Linked DNA regions of Homo sapiens: region 1 is linked to region 2. Evidence: chromatin loops called from intact Hi-C (ENCODE). Cell type or tissue: endothelial cell of umbilical vein. All regions are shown on one strand. Each heading gives the region's core, and the rest is flanking DNA. Links, peaks and the distances in the headings are about the cores only. Region 1 overlaps EXOC6B (exocyst complex component 6B). Region 2 has its middle 25 kb from the start of SPR.

Evidence for each region. Hi-C counts contacts between places; a loop is a spot of excess contacts. Peaks named below come from ENCODE experiments on the same cell type or tissue, not always from the same donor. Only the 100,000 strongest peaks of a DNase experiment are listed, where the experiment ranks them.
Region 1: it touches region 2 in a loop (2.2-fold over the local background); 17 of 110 quality-filtered maps call a loop at or near these places.

The regions. Positions count from the first base shown.
Region 1 is chr2:72,811,639-72,817,023 of GRCh38, reverse strand. All of the region lies in intron 1 of EXOC6B (exocyst complex component 6B), which reads left to right. Among named protein-coding and RNA genes, the nearest start is that of EXOC6B, 12 kb to the left of the region's middle. In endothelial cell of umbilical vein, for the core only: no CTCF peak of the experiment used is centred there; a DNase peak (open chromatin) is centred at 3,043; H3K27ac peaks cover 319 bases.
Region 2 is chr2:72,859,878-72,865,262 of GRCh38, reverse strand. No RefSeq gene overlaps it. Among named protein-coding and RNA genes, the nearest start is that of SPR, 25 kb to the left of the region's middle. In endothelial cell of umbilical vein, for the core only: a CTCF peak has its summit at 2,545 (motif pointing right); a DNase peak (open chromatin) is centred at 2,562; H3K27me3 peaks cover 284 bases.

The DNA.
Region 1 (5,385 bases), core at 151-5,150, 48 kb after region 2:
GTTTTTAAAAAATGTCCTCATTGAGTTATCAAGCAAACTGGAAAAATGAAAAAATTATGAAGAATCTGTGGCTAATAAGACAATGTTGATTTGGTTCAGTTAGCTAGCAATGGGCTCTGTGTTTGATTTTGTTTGAGTTAAATAGACAACAATTTTCATTGAAGCTCTTCCAGTGGAGGTTATGCTGATTTGTTATCTGATTGATTAGATTCACACCACAGAAAAATTAGTAGCCATAGAGAGAAATTAAATGGGAGTGTAGCATTTGCTAAGTATTCCTGTATTAAATTTCAAGAGTTTGTTAGTTATCATCAGATCAAATATGTAATTCTGAGGAACCTGAGCTCCTGGAAATCTTATCTACTGTAATTTTGAAAATAAAAAATGATATAGGTAAATTATCTTGTGTGGGTTTGAAATATTTTATTTAAAAAGTGGAAAGAAAAGGATATGAATCATAGATCTAACAAACATTTTTTGTCTCATTCCTTCTATTTCCCCATTTTATTCGTTTGTTGTTTATTCTTCCATTGCTTTCTTATGCAAATAGGAGCATATATTATCTTATTTTCTCCTTTTTACAAAATAAATAGTGTTATTGTATAGACTTCTGCAGCTTAGTTTTTTAGTTATACATATATTTTTGAGATTTGTCCATATCAGTATATAGAGGTTTTCCTTATTTTTTTTAAATAGCTACATAGTATTCCATTATGTAAATATATCATGGTTTATTAAACTAGTTCTGTTTCTGGATATTTGGATTATTTCCAGCCTTTTGCCAGAAAAAATAATGCAGGAAGGGATAGCCTTGAATATTGGTCATTTTTTATTGCACATTTCTTTTTTTATTTGTTTTGTTTTTGAGACGGAGTCTTGCTCTGTCTCCCAGAGTGGAATGCAGTGGCGCAATCTCTGCTTACTGCAACCTCCGCCTCCCGGGCTCAAGCGATTCTCCTGCCTCACCCTGGCGAGTAGCTGGGATTACAGGTGCCCATCACCACGCCCGGCTGATTTTTGTAGTTTTAGTAGAGAAGGGATTTCACCATATTGGCCAGGCTGGTTTTGAGCTCCTGACCTCAAATGATCCGACCGCCTTGGCCTCCCAAAGTACTGGGATTACATGCCTGAGCCACTGCGCTAGGCCTATTGTACATTTCGTACTGTATCTATAGGATAGATTCCCACAAGTAAGATTGCTAAGTAAAATGATGAATATATCTGGAATTTGGTAGGTATTACCCACTTTAGAGGTTGTACCATTTTGTTCTCCCTCTAGCAGTCTATGAGATTGCTCATTTCTTTGTAGCTCTTTCAATAAAGTTCTCCGTAGCTTTTTCAACAACCCAAAGACTTTTGGGCTTTTGTCAATATGATGTGATAAGTAGTGTTTCAGTGTAGTTTTTATTTTTATTTTTCTTATTGTGAGTGAGGCTGAAAATCTCACAATAATATGTTTAAGGGCTTTTGTGTATGTCTTTTGCTTATTTTTCTATAAGGGGGATATTTTCTTTTTTCTTTTTTTTTTTTTTGAAACAGGGTCTCTCCCTCTCTTGTCCTGGCTAGAGTGCAGTGGGCAATCTTGGCTCACTGCAACCTCCGTCTCCTGGGCTGAAGCGATCCTCTCACCTTAGCCTCCTGAGTAGCTGGGACTACAGGTGCGCGACACCACGTCCAGCTAATTTTTTGTATTTTTGTTTGAGACGGGGTTTCGCCCTGTTGTCCAGGCTGCTGTCGAACTCCTGGGCTCAAGCCATCCGCTTGCCTCGCCACCCAAAGTGCTAGGATTACAGGCGGGAGCCACCGCACCCGGCCCGGATTTTTTTCTTTTTGATATTTGGGCGCCCAGGGTAAAAAACCTTTGATGGTTATATGTTGCTTAAATGCATGACGAGTATGTACAGTGGAATTAGTTGTGATTGGTAAATAAACCATTGTTTTTAAGAAACGAAAGTTTCAAACCTGCCTCTTTATTATTTTAGTCATAAAGAGGTATCAGTAAACAAAGCCATTTTATTTTATTTTATTTTTTTGAGACGGAGTCTCGCTCTGTCGCCCAGGCTGGAGTGCAGTGGCACGATCTCGGTTCACTGCAAGCTCCGCCTCCCGGATTCATGCCATTCTCCTGCCTCAGCCTCCGGAGTAGCTGGGACTACAGGCGCCTGCCACCACGCCTGGCTAATTTTTTGTATTTTTAGTAGAGATGGGGTTTCACCGTGTTAGCCAGGGTGGTCTTGATCTCCTGACGTCGTGATCCACCTGCCTTGGCCTCCCAAAGTGCTGGGATTACAGGCGTGAGCCACCACGCCCGGCAGAATTATAATTTTTTTAAAAAATTGAGATCTGTTAACTCCCAAGAGGACAATGATTTGATGAAAGAAATTTAAGCATGTAATATAAATTGCATACCTGCAAACCTGTTAGATCTTTAAAATATACATTACGCAGTGAAACATTTAAGGGAGCAAGAACCATCACAATGCAACTAACTAGATTACCTTAATTTGATTTATGATAATACATATGGACTGGGACTCTGTTAAAACACCTACTTGTCATTCAGTCTTGAAGATCATCATATTGACATGCACTTTGAACTTGCATGAATTTACCTTCAGTTACTACTGTGGTTTGATAATTGATTAATTATTACATAAAAGCAAAAACAAAAGCAACGACAACAATAACGAACTTCTTTTATAACAGTTCTATCATTTCAGTATTTAGACGCTTCCAGTGTTTAGAACTCTAAATAAATGTTCTATTGTACGTTAGATAAATGATGAAGGCCATTTGCCAAAAGTGATGATTTGGATTAAAATATAGGCTCTCTTTCATTATATAGTTTTTGATTAAAAAGCTGTGGAGGAACACAGACTTTCAATTTGACCTTGTTTTCACAGGCCTGGAACATGACAGATTCTGTGACTCACGCATATCTTTTGGTACTATGATATTGTGTAGTGGCATACTGACATCTTGTTGCACATTCCAGCCAAGTCTCTTTCTTCTTGTTGTTCTCAACATATCAGTTTTCAAAACTTGCTTCTTTATGTTTTTTTTCCCTTTGCAAATTGTGCCTTTGTTTCTTTCCTCCTCTTTGTGCTTGACTTTGTATCTCCCTACCACTTCCTGTAACTTAGAATTTTAAAACACACATTGTCCAGTGAAATATCTAAACGAGCAAGAATCATCACAGTGCAAACCAATTTCTACTTCCTGGGGAAGCTCTGATGCTAATAAACAATGAAATTCTAAAGATATTGATATGAAATGTGGTCTTATCAAGCAATATGAGTGAAGAAAAACAGCAGACATTGGGCTGGACTAAATTTATCCTATGAAAATTTTTGGTATGGAGTTTGATTTAAGGAAAGTCATATTTATGGAATACATTTTTTAAAACGGAAAAAAATAATGCAGCTAGCCAAGTATTTTGTTTTTGGTCAGGTAAAGGATTTCCTTGACATTTGTAAGGAAGAGGTATACAATGATCTTTTGGCATTGGAGTAGCAAAAATAAGAGGAAAGTGAAATGAGAAAAGCTCTTGAAACCCCAAGAAAAATAGATTATTAGAGGCATTTTAAATGATAAATGTGGATTTGATGGTATACTTTGTTATTTGATATTTAAAATTTGGCTGGGTGTGGTAGCTCACCTGTAATCCCAGCACTTTGGGAGGCTGAGCAGGAGGATCACTTGAGCCCAGGAGTTTGAGACCAGCCTAGGCAATATAATGAGACTCTGGCCTCTACAGAAAACAAAAATTAGCTGGGCATCGTGGCATGCACTATAGTCCCAACTAACTAGGGAGGCTGAGGTGGGAGGATCACCTGAGCCCAGGAGGTTGAGGCTGCAGTGAGCCAATGTCATGCCACTGTACTCTAGGCTGGGTGACAGAGTGGCATCCTGTCTCTGAAATAAAGAAGTAAGTACAATTAAACTTTTGAGATAATTATAGAATTCATATGCAGTTGTAAGAAATAATACAGAGATCCCCTTTATTCTAGATACTAGTCTATTGGATATGTGGTTTGCAAATATTTTTTTCCTACTCTGTAGCTTGTTTTTTTACCCTCTTAAAAGGGTCTTTTGCAGATCACAAGTTTTTTTAATTTTGATGAAGTCCAGCTTACCAATTTTTCCTTGTATGGAGCAGGCCACTGTCTTTATTGGTGTAGCTATATGTAATATCCTGATACTGGTAGACTGATTCTTCTTTATCTTTAATCTTATCAGAATATTTTAATCTTGTTTTATCAAAAGTTTTAGCTAATGTTTCTTTGCCTTTTTATATAAAATTTTCTATAAATTTTTATTTATTTATTTTTTAGAGATGGGGGTCTCCCCCAGTCACCCAGGCTGGAGTGCAGTGGTGCAATCTTAGCTCACTGCAGCCTCTAACTCTTGGCTCAAGCTATTCTCCCACCTCAGCCTCCCTAGTAGCTGGGATTACACACACAAGCCACAGTGTCAGGCCACCTTATATGTTTTTAGAATAATCTTTTCTACATCAGCAAAAAAGTCTGCTGAGATTTTGATAGAAATTGCATTAAATCTAAATGTCAGTTTGAGGAGAATTGACATCTTTACTAATGAGTCTTCCAATCTACAAATATTGTATGTATTTCCATTTATTGAGATCTGTTTTGCTTTCTTTCAGCATTGTATTTAGCATACAAGGTTGGCACATATTTTGTTAGATTTATCTGCAAGTAATTCATTTTCTTTTTTTAAGTGATTTTAAATGTTATTGTATTTTTAATTTCGGCGTCTGTGTCTTCATTTTCTATTATATAGAAATGCAATTCATCTTTGTATGTTTACCTTGTATCTTTGTGATCTTGCTGGACTCATTTGTTAGTCTAGGAGTTTTTGTGTAGATTCCTTGGAATTTTCTGTGTAAACAATAGTGTTATCTGCAAATGGAGAGAGTTTTAGTTATTTTCCAATTTTTATGCCTTTTATTTCCTTATTTCACTGGCTAGAACATCTAGGACTATGCTAAGACTGGTAAAAGTGGATATCTTTGCCTTTTTCCTGATCTTAGAAGGAAAGCATTCAGTCTTTTCTCATTAAGTATCATGTTAACTTTAGGTTTTTTTGTGGATGCTCTTTATCAATTTGAGGAAATTTTCCTCTATTCCTATTTTCTGAGAGTTTTTATTGTGAAAGAGTGAATTTTGTTAAATGCTTATAATGCATCATTTTATATGATCATGTGATTTAAAATATTTAGTCTGGTGAAATCTGTTTTGAACATTGAATGAACCTTGCCTCTTTGGAATAAACCCTACTTGGTCATTGTATACACTTCTTTTTATTTGTCTCTGAGTTCTATTTGCTGATATATTGTTAAGGATTTTTGATCTATACTTATGAGAG
Region 2 (5,385 bases), core at 237-5,236:
CCAGCACTTTGGGAGGCTGAGGCCAGCAGATCACTTGAGATCAGGAGTTTGACACCAGCCTGGGCAACACAGTGAAACCCCATCTCTAAACCCCATCTTTAAAAATACAAAAATTAGCCGGGCATGGTGGCATGTGCCTGTAGTCCCAGCGACTTGGGAGGCTGAGGCAGAATTGCCAGGAGGCAGAGGTTGCAGTGAGCTGAGATCGCGCCACGGCACTCCAGCATGGGCGACAGAGCAAGACTCCAACTCAAAAAAAAAAAAAAAAAAAAGTAGCAGTGAGAAAACAATTTTGTATAACAACAAAATTGTTCTCAGAGGAAAATTTATATTACTAAATATTTGTATTAGAAAGCAAAAAATACCAAAAACAAATGAATCAGAAGTATTCACCTTGTAGAAGTTCAGATTCTTTGTTTGCAAAAGCAGAAATCAACTCAGACAAAATAAAACATAAATTTTTGGTTCAGCTAATAGAACTGAAAAAGAAAGCTGAAAAGTTAGGCCCCAAAAGGGCAGGAACCAGGGTGGCTCTGGAGAACCAGGTAACAGAAAACAATGAATCAGCTACAGGATGAATCAGCTACCAGATGAATCAGCTACAGCTGTTTTCAGTCTTACTTTTCTTAAGATTCAGTTGCTATGGAGAGAGCATCCAACTATCGTAAGTTAGGTTTCACATCTATTTTTTAATCTAAAAATATTCAGTGCATCTTAATTGATCGTCTTGCCAATCATTAGCCAATAGAGAAATGTTAGTTCCCCAAGAAAAATTAAGGTAATATTATGAAGAAGGGGCAATGGATGTGAGGTGGCAAAAACAACAAATTGTTCCTTAGAAGCTAGATTTTTATTACTTTGTTCACTACCTCATCATTTATTTATAGCACCAAAAAGTTATGTATTCAATATTAATTGAATGGTTAAATAAAATATAGCACATTTAAGATAGTTTATGATGCAACCATTAGAGTTATGTTTTAAATTAATATTTAAAGATGGAAAAATCATTATGGAAAATAGAATAAAATCCGTATATCATCTATGAATTAAATTTCATTTAAAAGTTTTATTTCTGCATAAAACCAACACCAACACCTGAAGAAAATGCGTCAAAATGTGAATAGTAGAATCGTAGCTTGTTTTTTTCTGTTTCTCCATATATATGTGCATAAAACATATACATATATACACACACACATGCACATACACTGTAATGGGTTGAATCATGACCTCTAAAAATATCCATCCATGTCCTAATACCCACGCTCCTCAATAGTATCTTTGTAGATATAATTGAGTTAATGATCTTGAGATGAGCTCATCCTAGATTATCTGGATGAGTCCTAAATTTAACGATCCTTATATAGGAGACAGAAGAGAAGACACAGACACAGAGAAAGCCATGGCCATGTGAGGATGGATACCAAGATTGGAGTTATGCAGCTACAAGCCAAGGAACTCCTGGAGTCACCAAAAGCTGGAAGAAGCAAGAAAAATTCTCCTCTAGGGCCCTTGGAGGGAGGGTAGCCCTGCAGACATCTTGAGTTCAGCCTTTTTTCTCCATAAATGGCAGAGAATAAATCTGTGTTGTCACCCAGTTTGTGGTAATTTGTCCCAGCATCCCTAGAAAACATGTATATATATATACACACACACATGCACACAAATAAACAGCAGCCTTTCTACGTGTTATACAGGATGTGTTTTCCCCAATTTTCCACATTTTTCCACAGTAAAGATAATATATTGTTTTAAAAGTTGGGTATAAAGAAGTTTAGCAAATTTAATATCAGACAAAATAAAACTTAAGGAAAAAATTCAGTGGCCTATATTCTCCTGGGGCCCCTCCCTATGAGAAGCCAGCCTCTGTGACTCAGGGAACCCCTCCAGCCACGTCTCCTGTTTGCTGCTTTGAACGCTTGGGCTCTGATGTAGGCCTCTTCCTTTGGGACTTCGTTCGGGTTCCCGTTTCTCTCCTTCCCAGCTCTTGGCTACACTTCGCTTGGCTGGGTTGGCTGGAACTTTGGTTTCTCTCCTTCGGCTGCGGCAGCCTGGGTTCCTGCCCTGCCTGACCCTGGCACTCTGCATCCTGGCGTCTCCCTTGGCTGGGCAGGGGGAATTGCACATTTACAGAGAGGGGCTATCACCTCCTTTTCAGGTGCCCACAACACGCATAGAGGGATAGTGGGTAAACCCGACGGTAACACGCCTGCACCATCTGTGAATTCTGAAAACAAGCGCAAGGTAGGGCTTGTTTCCTACGCCAGGTGATTTCCTTTCTTTGGTAGGGTGTGGTGGGAAGACCAGGCGCTGAAAACTCAGGCCGCCTTATTTTTGGAAACCCAGAAGTAGAAAGTGGACCTTTGTGTCCTCGGTGCTCTCGTTGCTCGGTCTCCCCAGAAGCCGCCAAGAAAGCAAGTGCCATCGGTAACCGGGCGGATCCTGGAGAGCTCGTAGCTCCGCTGGGAGGCCCCGCCTGGCGGAGACTCCTTCCCAACAGCACCCTCAGCATCCTAAGCCGGCTTACGCCAGAGCCGCCAAGACACCACTAGGTGGCGCCAAAGCGCAGCCGGGACCTGGTGGGTTGGGGCGAGCAGCCTCAGGACTAGCGACGTCGGTAAGACCGAGAGTCTGATGCAGCGTGGGTCTCTGGGAAGGGGCTGTGCCCTTTGTCCACTGCACCTGCTCTCAGGGGTTGAAACTGCCCTGAATGGGGTATGAAAATCCCCCCAGCTAGAGATGTGAGATCACATCAAGTGCACATTTCCGGAACAAACAGGGAATCAATAAGCCTTGCAGAAGTCAGCCCACAGTAGCCGCGCAAACAATTAAGGTTGTCAAAGGACTGGAGGAGATTGGTCAGCCTCACGTTTCCTCAGATACTAGAGTTGCTCGCGAGAATATGCAAAGATTTCCCTTTGCCCAAGAGGGGCACTCAGGTGGCTGGGAGAGTGGAAGTGGCCTTGAGGTCCGATGGAGAAATGCATGTGCCCAGAACTAGGAAACGTGGGAAACAGGTCACTAAGCTAATGTCTGCAAAGTTTGTGGAAGGCGACAAAGGCTGGGAGGGGAAGATGACGTACATCTCAATGGATACTAAAGTGGAAAGGTGATGACCCCAGAACATTCAGATGACCCTCCCTTAATGCTACTAAAGTACCTCCACGACTTAGATCCAACCCCCCTGGGAAAAGGGGAAACACTAACTGGGAAAATCTTGGAAAAAAATTACTGAGTTTACCTGGAGATGACTAACATTAGGTGTGTGTGTGGTTGGTGGTTTGTTGTGGTTTTTATTTTTTTTAATTATATTTTAAAATGTCTGTGGGCACATGCATTAGGAGTAATGGATATTCAAAATAGAGGAAAACTGTGTAATAGAAAATAATGTTACATTTTCTAACCAAACTTGAACCTGTGGCCTGTGAAAAGCATATCAGCTACAGATAGTCATAAAAATGGACTGCATATAAGAAATTTCAATAAATTTCCAGAAGCAGAAGTGATATAGACCACACCCTCTAGCCACATTGTAACCAGTGAATACCTCAAAACAAAACAACCTGAAAACCAGCCACGTGAAAATCAAAAAAGAGGGAAAATTATCCAATAGCACGAGAGTCATAGAGAAATCAAGATGACCATATCAGATTCTTTAGAGAAAAAATGAATAAGAAAATGCAACATTTTAAGTGTGAGATACATGACAAAGCTGTGTTTTCATATGTCATTTCACAGCTTTAAGAGTTTTTGTTAGCTGAGAGAGAATTAATAAACTGAATATTCAACTTTGAATTTTAGAAAAATAAAAAAGCCCTTAAAAAGAGAGTAAAGACATAACTATGAAAATAATTCATAAAAGAACAGAGTTAGCTATTTTTAAATGCTGAAAGACAAATTTCACTAGAAGAAAATGCAAAATACCAACCCCTTATTTACCTTATCCTTCAGGAAGGGCTTAGCCATCTGTCTCAGTAGGGGGTCTTACTCCCTCCACTTTGCTCACTGTATCCTTCTAAAAAAGAGTCAGAATGCATCCTTCCTCATAGGTTAAAGCTCATGCCCACTAGATTTAAAGGTGACCTTGAAATCCTGCAGGTTCCATACCTGCATATCCTAGATAAGATAGGGAACGGTCCTCCTTTAGGACAAAATTGGCATAAGGATGAAATGAGTTACTGTAACCAATTGGAATGTGCTTCCCCTTTTGTGTGAGTGTATGTGTGTATATATGTATGTGTGTTCACAAGTGGGTGTGTGTTGTATTCTTTCAATCCTGGAATTACACTAAACTGTTGCATCCAGATAGTTTCTAGGCATCCATTCCCAACACACAAGCACATTTTTTTGTGTGTGTTCCATGACCAGTGATGAACATGCATTATAAACCAAGAATTTTGGTTAGTTCCAATTTTGCACCCAACATAAAAAAAAAAAAAAAAAAAAAAGGAAAAGGCTCCCAGAAAGGAACTAGCCTGATTTCCTTGTTCACCAATGATATGGTTAGGGTTTGTGTCCCCACCCAAATATCGTCTTGAATCGTAGTCCCCATAATCCCTACGTGTCAAGGGAGAGACCAGGTGGAGGTAATTGAATCATGGAAGCAGATTCCCCCAGGCTGTTCTCATGATAGTGAGTGAGTTCTCAGGAGATCTAATGGTTTTGTAAGAGGCTCTTCCCCCTTCGCTCGGCACTTCTCCTTCCTGCCACCTCGTGAAGGTCCTTGTTTCTCCTTCACCTTACACCGTGATGGTAAGTTTCCTGAGGTCTCCCCAGCCATGCTGAACTGTGAATCAATTAAACCTGTTTTCTTTATAAATTACCCAGTCTCAGGCAGTTCTTTATAGCAGTATGAAAACGGACTAATACAACCTATATCAATCATTTGTTATTAACCAAGAATCATATGCCAGGAACTCAGTGCCAAACAATCACTGCCTCATTTAACCTCTCATCATGAGAGAGGTACTATTATTATTGCCACTTAATAGACAGTGCTCACAGAGGGGTAAGAGTGACTTGCCCAGCATCAAACAGCTAGTCCAATGCTGAGTCAGGAGTATAAATGAAGTTTGGGGTATAAATGAAGTTAGAATAGCTCCAAAGATACTGGTCTTATCATTGTGCTATAATCTCTCATGCTTAAACAATTTTTTTTTGTCTATTCTTGTTTAATGCATATACAAAATACTATGTATGCTTGCCTTCGTCTTTTTTTTTTTTTTTTTTTTTGTCCCTACAATAGACCTGAATGAAGCAGGAGCCCTAGCAAAACCCAAGAGCATGGGGCACCATGTTGTAATCTGACCACCACAAGGTGGCAGCAGAATCTAAAGGTTTTCCACCGATGTACAGTCCGGAGGAGCCTTGCCTTTCATGTAC